2 separate regions of the Homo sapiens genome follow, and region 1 is linked to region 2. Evidence: read pairs that join two places in POLR2A ChIA-PET (ENCODE). Cell type or tissue: PC-3. All regions are shown on one strand. Each heading gives the region's core, and the rest is flanking DNA. Links, peaks and the distances in the headings are about the cores only. Region 1 overlaps MBOAT1 (membrane bound glycerophospholipid O-acyltransferase 1). Region 2 has its middle 18 kb from the start of CDKAL1.

Region 1 (2,500 bases), core at 1-2,500, 390 kb after region 2:
CCACTTCTCAGGCAAATTTTTATTTGATGGCTTTTTCCAAATTAAAGTTGGTATTATTGTTGGCCAATAAATGGTTTATTTACAGGCAGCTGCATTTTACAAATGTATCTTCTACTTTATGCCTTTTATAGAACAAAGCATAGTAGAGCATTTTTAGATGAAGGAGCCCGTGTATCTGTCTATCCAGGTGGAATCAGGGCACTGGATTGTGTATCTCCCAAACCAGCTCTTCTCACGTTTTAATGAGTGGAATTCCCTGGCAATCTTGTTAAAATGCAGATTCTTAGGTGGGCATGGTTGCTCACACCTGTAATCCCAGCACTTTCGGAGGCTCATGTGGGAGGATCACTTGAGCTCATGTTCGAGACCAGCTGGGGCAACAGAGTAAGACCCAGTCTCTACAAAAAATACAAAAATTAGCCGGGCGCGATGGTATATACCTGTAATCCCAACTACTTGGGAGGCTGAGGTGAGAGGATTGCTTGAGCCCAGGAGGTCGAGGCCACAGTGAGCCATGTTTATGCCACTGCACTCCACCCTGGGCAACAGAGTGAAAAAAAAATGCAGATTCTCATTTTCTAGGTCTGGAATGGAGTCTGCATTTCCAACTAGCTCCTGGGCATGCTGATGGTGCTGGTCCAGGAGCTACACCAAGTAATGGCACAAGAGTGTCTAATGTGATCTTCTTATTCAGTGTTGTTATATCTATCTATGTAAAGTGATTTCGAAGGGAAATAAAAATGGTTTATTTCAAATTCATTATTTTTCTATTTTATTTAATAAACTTCGAGATGAAAAAACCACCATCCAGAAAAATAGAATGAAAGTTTCTTTCCAACGGCTGTATTAGTCCGTTCTCATGCTGCTAAATAAAGACATACCCAAGACTCGGTAATTTATAAAGGAAAGAGGTTTAATTGAATCACAGTTCCTCATGGCTGAGGAGGCCTCAGGAAACTTACAATCATGGCGGAAGGAGAAGCAAACATGGCTTTCTTCACATGGCAGCAGCAAGGAGAACTGCAGAGTGAAGGGAGAGGGGGAAGCCCCTTATAAAACCATCAGGTCTTGTGAGAACTCACTCACTATCACGAGAACAGCATGGAGGTAACTGCCCCCATGATTCAATTACCTCCCATTTGGTCCCTCCCACGACATGTGGGGATTATGGGAACTACAATTCAAGATGAGATTTGGGTGGGGGCACAGCCAGACCACATCAATGGCCTTCTTGCCAATCTTGATTATTTTCTGTCTTCCTTCCAGGCCTCTGATGATTGTCACTCAGAAGATCACAACCTTGGCATTCCAGGTTCATGATGGTAAGAACAGCAGCCCTCCTTTTGGTTCTCAGAGTGAGCCTGACATGCAGAGCTCTTCTTTTTATACTATGTACACAGTCCAAAGTTTAGACAAATGCTGGCAGATCTTGCTTTATCTTGTTCAAAATTTCCAGGCCTCGGCAATCATAGCCTTTCACTTTTCCAGCCATGATTCACCATTTTCCTGCAGAATCGGCAGTCTAAATTTGCTGACGTATTTGTACTGAGAACTCTGTGTTTTCTGTTTATCTTTACAATGTTTTAAATTTAAGTTAATTTGTGACACTCTCTGCCCTTTGTTTTCAAATCTGTTAAAAAGAAATGACATCCTTTTAGCTTTGGTTTAATCTCTGAGAAGCTCACAAGCTAATGAAAGATTAAATAGTATTGGCTGGTTAATCATTTTTAAATGCTAGGTTGGTTTTTGTTTGTTTTTTTTTTTGGCTTGGAAAATTATCTAATGATAATTCCCTATAAAAAGCTGGGAAAGGGGCCAGGCACGGTGGCTCACACCTGTAATCCCAGCACTTTGGGAGGCCGAGGTGGGCAGATCACGAGGTCAGTAGTTCGAGATCAGCCTGACCAACATGATGAAACCCCCGTCTCTACTAAAAATACAAAAATTAGCTAGGCGTGGTGGCACATGCCTGTAATCCCAGCAACTTAGGAGGCTGAGGCAGGAGAATCGCTTGAACCCGGGAGGCAGAGGTTGCAGTGAGCCGAGATCGCGCCACTGCACTCCAGCCTGGGTGACAGAGCGAGACTCCATAACAACAACAACAACAACAACAACAAAGCTGGGAAAAGGAAGAATCTTCTGTTTGTATAAAACTGAACATTTTCTTCACTCAGGCACTGCCTAAAAATGGCCAGAAAGTGTGATTTACATTGTTCAAACTGGGTTCCAAGAAAAGGAGGAAGATTATTTCAGCTGGGCGGAAGATTTCAATATGGGCTTTGGAGAGGCCAGGTGCAATTAGTAAAAGTATATTCTGTGGATTTGTACTGCTCTAACAAGCACTTTTTGACTGACTTTTTTTTAAATGTTGAGAGGTTGAAATTTATCTCTGACAGCTAGTTTCCTTATTTTTCCTTAAAGCTTGTGAACTGATTTAATTTCATTTGACCCAGTGTATCCCTAGTTCATACTTGGTGATTTAGTCATTCTGTAGAGAACC
Region 2 (7,474 bases), core at 1,905-4,404:
AATTTTTGTAATTTTAGTAGAGACAGGGTTTCACCATGTTGGCCAGGCTGGCCTCGAACTCCTGACCTCAGGTGATCCATCCGCTTTGGCCTCCCAAAGTGCTGGGATTAAAGGTGTGAGCCACCGCACCCGGCCCAGAGTGAACTTCTTAATCAGCTAAAATGGTCCCTTTTCCTCCAGTGGGTAGATTTAAAGTAGACATTGGTAATGATTTCTTTTCCTGAGGTTACATCTCTTGAGCACCAAGAGTGTGGCAAGTGCATTAGAGGTTTAGAGGTGAAACAATCACCAGGTTGAGTCTAGAACTGGACCTCTGGGCCTCTGTTTCTTAGCAGCAGACTCTAAAGTTCCATCCTACTTTTCGAACAGTTAGCTAATGAAATTCATCTCTGCATCTGTCTTGAGGCAATTTAGATGTTCTAGGGTAGGTATACAGGTGAGGCTAATCGGCTCCAGGCCTGCAGTCCAGCCACATTTCTGTAAATGATAATTGCCTACTTTGTCAGCCATAAGTGCCTTCAGGAGGTAGCTGAATGGGACCTATGGGATCAGGAATAATTTAAAAATATTATGCTGGGCGTGGTGGCTCACGCCTGTAATCCCAGCACTTTGGGAGGCCGAGGTGGGAGGATCACCTGAGGTCGGGAGTTCGATACCAGCCTGACCAACATGGAGAAACCCTGTCTCTAATAAAAATACAAAATTAGCTGGGCATGGTGGTACATGCCTGTAATCCTAGCTATTTGGGAGGCTGAGGCAGGAGAATCACTCGAATCTGGGAGGTGGAGGTTGCGGTGAGCCAAGATCACGCCATTGCACTCCAGCCTGGGTAACAAGAAGGAAACCTCATCTCAAAAAAAAAAAAAAAGAAAATTGATGCTAGCTCTTAGATTTCTGATGAGCTACTTTCAATTTAACACTCCTTTTTGGGGCACCATGACATAGGCCATAGGAAACAGCCAACACACTCTAAAATTCTGGCATTGTTGTACTATGTTCTCTAACATTCCATCCTTTGTCAAGAAATGGTCCACGTCCCAAGATAAAATACACGATAGCCATAGTCATTTGACTGAGTGTTTCCATTTCATGTGAAGGGTTAGTAAGATTACCAACATTCAGCCTAGGCCTGAGGGGTGTTTACGTTTCTTTTCTTTTCTTTTTTCTTTTTTTGAGACAGAGTCTTACTCTGTCACCCAGGCTGGAGTGCAGTGGCATGATCTCCGCTCACTACAACCTCCACTTCCCAGGTTCAAGCGATTCTCCTGCATCAGCCTCCCGAGTAGCTGGGATTACAGGTGCGCACCACCATGCCCAGCTAACTTTTTATATTTTTGGTAGAGATGGTGTTTGACCATGTTGGCCAGGCTGGTCTCAAACTCCTGACCTCAAGCGATCCGCCTGCCTTGGTCTCCCAAAGTGCTGGGATTACCGGGGTGAGCTACCACGCCTGGCCTACTTTTCTTAAAACTACCTTTAACTTAGATGATTCTACAATTTAGTGTCTTTTATACCAAATTCTGATATGAATTTCTTATCATTTTTCAAACTTCTTTTTGTTTTTTTGAGATGGAGTCTCACTCTGTCACCCAGGCTGGAGTGTAGTCACGCAATCTCAGTTCACTGCAACCTCTGCTTCCTGGGTTCAACTGATCCTCCCGCCTCAGCCTCCCAAGTTGCTGGGACTACAGGCATGTGCCACCACACCAGGCCTAATTTTAGTATTTTTTAGTAGAGACGGGGTTTCACTATGTTGGCTAGGCTGGTCTCGAACTCCTGACTTCAAGTGATCCACTCACCTCCGCCTCACAAAGTATGGAATTACAGGCATGTGCCACTGTGCCCAGCCTCAAACTTCTTTTTAGTTACAAATAACAGAAAACACTACCAAATTGGCTTATATTAAAAAATATATATGTTATTAGCTTGTGTAGCTTGGTCTTATGATCTTGGTCCAGATTTCACTTCAATCAAGGCTGGTGAAGGAAACCAGAATATTTCACCCCCAAGATATGCCTTTTGGCATACATATTTGTTGTTGTTGTTGTTATTTTATTTTATTTTATTTTTTGAGACAGGATCTTGCAGTGTCACCCAGGCTAGAATGCAGTGGCAAGATCATGGCTCACTGCAGGCTCAACCTCTTAGGCTCAAGCAATCCAGGCTGCTTCAGTAGAATTTTTTGTAAAGACAAGGTCTTGCTTTATTGCCGAGGCTGGTCTCGAACTCCTGGGCTCAAGCTATACTCCTGCCTTAGCCTCCCGAAATGCTGGGATTACAAGCATGAGCCACCACAGCCATCCTGGCATAAATATTTTTAAGCTAGAGACAATTGGGAAGCAATAGTTTATAGAAAAGGTCTGTTTGAGCTGCTCCTTCTTACCTATGGCTGGCCATAAAAATTCCCGTGAAAAAGATGCAGAAGGGATCCTGCCTGTCCTTTCTGCCTAAAGACAGACATGCAGATTATCATCCACTTAGCTCGGAGACTGGCACCAGTGGGCCAGAGGAATCTTGGAGCTGACTTTATTACCTTCCCATAATTTCCCCACCTTTTGGGAGCCTAAAGCTGCTTATTCCTTTGTCTTGTCACTTCTAAATTATTGCTCTTTGTTAGGTATGCTTTCTAAACCAGGACTCTTAGCCACCATTTTGAGAGATACCTTCAAATCGGGATTTCTCCTGCACGGTGGGCACAGCAGGCATTAAAAATAAAAAAATGCTTGTTTTTCTCTTGTTGATCTGTCTTTTGCTACAGAGATGTCCCAGCTATGAACTTATAAAGGTTGAGAAAAGAAATTACATTTTCTCCCCTTCACTGAATTGGGAAGAAGGTTAAATAAAAATATCATCAGGAAGTGTCTCTATTCCTTGTTTCGGGAAGATCGGAGTTATTCTCTGGCTCCATAGCGAAACAAGATGGCTGCCTGCAGCAGCATCTTCCCGGATTCAATTCAATAAAAACATTTTGAAAGATGCCTTTCAACAATCCCAGCAAAAGTCTAATTTTGTTTTATTCATTTGATTGGGTTACATAATTGTTCCTGAACAGATTCATGTGGCCAGAAGAGTGTAATATTCTAATTAGCTGGACTAAGTCACAGGAACTATTTTTTTTCTTTAGATGACAGTTTCATTGAGATGTAATTCACATACCATAAAATCTACCCCGTATGAACTCTTCGAAAGTAGGATATGGAGTGACACCACCTAAAGCACTTGGACTGGCTGGGCGCGGTGGCTCACGCCTGTAATCCGAGCACTTTGGGAAGCTGAGGTGGGTGAGTCATCTGAGGTCAGGAGTTTGAGACCAGCTTGGCTAACATGGTAAAAACCCATCTCTACTAAAAATACAAAAATTAGCCAGGTATGATAGCGCATGCCTGTAATCCCAGCTGCTAGGGAGGCTGAGGCAGAATAGCTTGAACCTGGGGGGCAGAGGTTGCAGTGAGCTGAGATGGCACCACTGCACTCCAGCCTGGGCGACAGAGTGAGACTCCATCTCAAAAGAAAAAATAAATAAATAAGCACTTGGAATGGAAGTTGAGGAGGTGAGGTTTCCCAGAGCAGAATGGGCACCGATATTATTAAAGAAAGGGTGAATGGATACTGGCCCCCAAAACTGAATTTCTAAGGATCTTACCTGAAGGGAACTGTATACTGTGGATTTGTAGAGTTTAGCAATTACTCCCTGTGTTGCCTCCCTGTGAGGTGCAGTTTAAAACAAATTACTCATTGCTTTGCTTTTCTTATTCTATTATCCTCCATATTCATTTTTTTTTCTACAAATGTTGCAAAGTCTTAGTTCAGCCAGGCACAGTGTCTCATGCCTGTAATCCTATCACGTTGGGAGACCGAGGTGGGAGGATCACTTGAGGCCAGGAGTTAGAGACCAGCCTGGGAAGCATGGCAAGACTCTGTCTCTACAAAAAAATTTTAACAATTAGCCAAGCATAGTGGCACACGCCTGTATCCCAGCTACTCAGGAGGATTGCTTGAGCCCAGGAGTTTGAGGCTGCAGCGAGCTATTATCAGGCCACTGCACTCCAGCCTGGGCGACAGAGGGAGAGCCTTTCTCTAAAAAAAGAAAAAGTCTTAGTTCCCAGACTTATATTCACTTCCGTACCTGGCTCTGTGTTTGTGTATAGTAAAATCAAAGTTTTCTGAATTTCCTTATTTAAAAATCACTTTCTTTGTTCAGTCATAGCATTAATTCTCTAGCAATAGCCTGGGAAGGCTGTATGGTTGATTGAGAAATACCTATATTAGGGCTTCCCAATGAGCTCTCTAAGCCATAGCATGGTACACAGGCTCACTTAATGTAGGGTAAAGGTTAAGAGCCCAGACTGGTCATCAGATGGAATCAGATACCACTTAATAATTCAGTAAATTAGGCCAGGCGTGGTGGCTCACGCCTGTAATCCCAACACTTTGGGAGGCCGAGGCTGGTGGATCACGAGGTCGGGAAATCGAGACCATCCTGGCTAACAAGGTGAAACCCTGTCTCTACTAAAAAATACAAAAAATTAGCTGGGCGTGGTGGCAGGAACTTGTAGTCCCAGCTACTAGGGAGGCTGAGGCAGGAGAATGGCGTGAACCCGGGAGGCGGAGCTTGCAGTGAGCCAAGATCGTTCCACTGCACTCCAGCCTGGGCGACAGAGTGGGACTCCATCTCAATAAATAAATAAATAAAATAATAATAATCATTTGGTAAATTAGGCTGGGTGCAGTGGTTCGTGCCTGTAATCCCAGCACTTTGGGAGTCTGAGGTGTGTGGATCACCTGAGGTCAGGAGTTCAAGACCAGCCTGGCCAACATGGTAAAACCCTATCTCTACTAAAAATACAAAAAAATCAGCCAGGCGTGGTGGTGCATGCCTGTAGTCTCAGCTACTTAAGAGGCTGAGGCAGGAGAATCGCTTGAACCCAGAAGGCAGAGGTTGCAGTGAGTAGAGATCATGCCATTGCACTCCAGCCTGGACAGCAGAGTGGGACTCCAGCTCAAAAAAAAAAAAAAAAAAAACAAAAAACAGTAAATTTTGGCAAGTCACTTGAACTCCCTGAACTTCGGTTTGTACATATATTTTTTAAGAGACGGGATCTCACTGTGTTGCCCAGGCTGGAGTGCAGTGGCTATTCCCAGGCATGATTATAGCACAGTACAGCCTCAAACATCTGGGCTCAAGTGATTCTCCTGCCTCAGCATCCCGTGTAGCTGGGACTACAGGTGTGCGCCGCTGTGTCCAGCTTGAACTTTGGCTCCTTATCAGAAAACTGAAACTAAAATTATATCCCAAATGACAGTCATGAGGATTATAAATTAGAAGATACATGTATAAGGAAAGAGAGGAAATAACATTTTCTTGAATTCCTCTTACGATCTAAGAAATGAGTTTAGAAGAAATACTTGAATGTACTTCTTGGAGCTAAGGCCTTAAGAGTCAAGTTCTGGTATCAAAATATCTTCTAGGGAGGATGAATCCTGTTAACTGAAGTCTTTTTGTTTTTCTGAGAGTTGAATAAGGTTTGCATATGCAAAGTTCCACTGGGAGAGCTGGAAGCTGGGTAAATCTGTGAGGGGAGAAAAAAAAAATAAATGACGTTGGGGCTGAAGGGGTACTCGGGTGTGATGGAGCTGGCAGCTATGGGCTTTCAAGGGCTGGTTTTTGGCATTTCTTCCCAACTTCATGTTCAGAGGCATCATGCTGGCAGTGTGAAATCAGTTATGGTGGGATTATTTATACTACAGAAATTGGCAAGTCTGCACATCAGCCCTTCCCACTCCCAAAGAGCTAACTAGTAAATATTTACTAGCACAACGGTAGATAAAACACCTCTGTGTCTGAACAGTGAAAAAAGTTGCTTTGGAAAACAGGGCTATCTGAAGAAGAGGTTTTTTATTTTTTATTTTTTATTTTTCTTCAGATTTTTTTGTTTCTCATTCTTCCCTTGATGTCTTTAGAAATTCCCTCTTATTCGCGAATGTTTTATGCAGGTGAATTCTTTTTTTTTTTTTTTTTGAGATGGAGTCTTGCTCTGTCGCTGTCGCCCAGGCTGGAGTGCAGTGGCGTGATCTCAGCTCATTGCAACCTCTGCCTCCCAGGTTCAAGGGATTCTCTAGCCTCAGCCTCTTGAGTAGCTGGGAGTACAGGTGTGCACCACCACACCCAGCTAATTTTTGTATTTTTTGATAGAGACAAAGTTTCACCATGTTGGCCAGGCTCGTCTCGAACTTCTGACCTGAAGTGACCCACCCACCTCGGCCTCCCAAAGTGCTGGGATTATAGGGGTGAGCCACTGTGCCCAGCCTGCAGGTGAATTCTTGAGAGAGATGAGGACAAGAGTGCAACTGCTATCTAAGTACTGACAAATGGTAGCAATAATTGTCTTTATTAGTATTATTCATTTAAAAAATAACAAATGGTTCCTTTTCTTCCCCATGAGGCTGCTATTGGGGTTGCTTTCCTTGGCCAGAACACATTCTTCTTCACCTGCTTCTTGGCAGGACATAGCTCAGGGCCCCCAATTATGAGAAGCCATTGCCCCTTTTGAGTCCCAAGTGAGCTGGGACATTCTCTCCGAGGAGGTGACATTTAAGGAAAAGCCTAGAATAAGAAGCAGCCAAGGAGGGGAAGAGTGTGAGGAAGCAAGGGAAAGCATTCCAGGCAAAGGGAACTGTAAATTCAAAGGCTCTGTGGGGGGAAAAAGTCCAGTGAGACCAGAATGTATGAAGGAGGTAAGAGTGGAATGAGATGAGGTTTAGAAGTAGGCAGAGATCAGCTACACCGGGTCTGCTATACTCTTAATCAGCAAGAGATATTTAATGCCCTCAAGGAGCTTGTCAGGAAATATAATGTCAATTGTCCCGATGCTCAACATTGACTAAAGCTTGGTTGATAGATACGATATTAATAGAGGGTTGCCTTAAGGGTATGGAGTGCATGCTTGTCTCTAAAAATCTGTCTGTGGGTTAAGTCAGATGAGCTGAGAGCTGGACTGCACTGTTGACAGATGCTGTGACTCAATGTCACACAGTCAGATAAAGGGATATGTGGCAGCCAGTGTCCAAGATGACCCCAATGGTCCCTACCTTTGTATTTATGGCATAGTTCTTTTTTTTTTTTTTTTTTGAGATGGAGTCTCGCTCTGTCACCCAGGCTGGAGTGCAGTGGCACGATCTTGGCTCACTGCAACCTCCGCCTCCTGGGTTGAAGTGATTCTTCTGCCTCAGCCTCCTGGGTAGCTGGGACTACAGGCACCCGCCACCATGCCCAGCTAATTCATTTTTATTTTTAGTAGAGATGGGATTTCACCGTGTTAGCCAGGATGTCTCCATCTCCTGACCTTGTGATCCACCCGCCTCGGCCTCCCAAAGTGTTGGGAGTACAGGCGTAAGCCACCGCTCCTGGTCTACCTTTGTATTTATATATTCCCATCCCACATTGAATATGGCAGACTAGTATCACCAACAGGAT

The links. ChIA-PET counts read pairs that join two places held together with the same protein. Peaks named below come from ENCODE experiments on the same cell type or tissue, not always from the same donor. Only the 100,000 strongest peaks of a DNase experiment are listed, where the experiment ranks them.
Region 1: POLR2A ChIA-PET joins it to region 2 with 6 read pairs; 1 of 35 experiments calls an interaction of 5 or more read pairs at or near these places.

What each region holds. Positions count from the first base shown.
Region 1 is chr6:20,129,966-20,132,465 of GRCh38, reverse strand. MBOAT1 (membrane bound glycerophospholipid O-acyltransferase 1) reads left to right here. Exons shown (of 13, transcript NM_001080480.3): 5 at 1,267-1,322. Among named protein-coding and RNA genes, the nearest start is that of MBOAT1, 81 kb to the left of the region's middle. In PC-3, for the core only: no CTCF peak of the experiment used is centred there; no DNase peak of the experiment used is centred there; H3K27ac peaks cover 955 bases.
Region 2 is chr6:20,512,260-20,519,733 of GRCh38, reverse strand. No RefSeq gene overlaps it. Among named protein-coding and RNA genes, the nearest start is that of CDKAL1, 18 kb to the left of the region's middle. In PC-3, for the core only: no CTCF peak of the experiment used is centred there; a DNase peak (open chromatin) is centred at 3,233.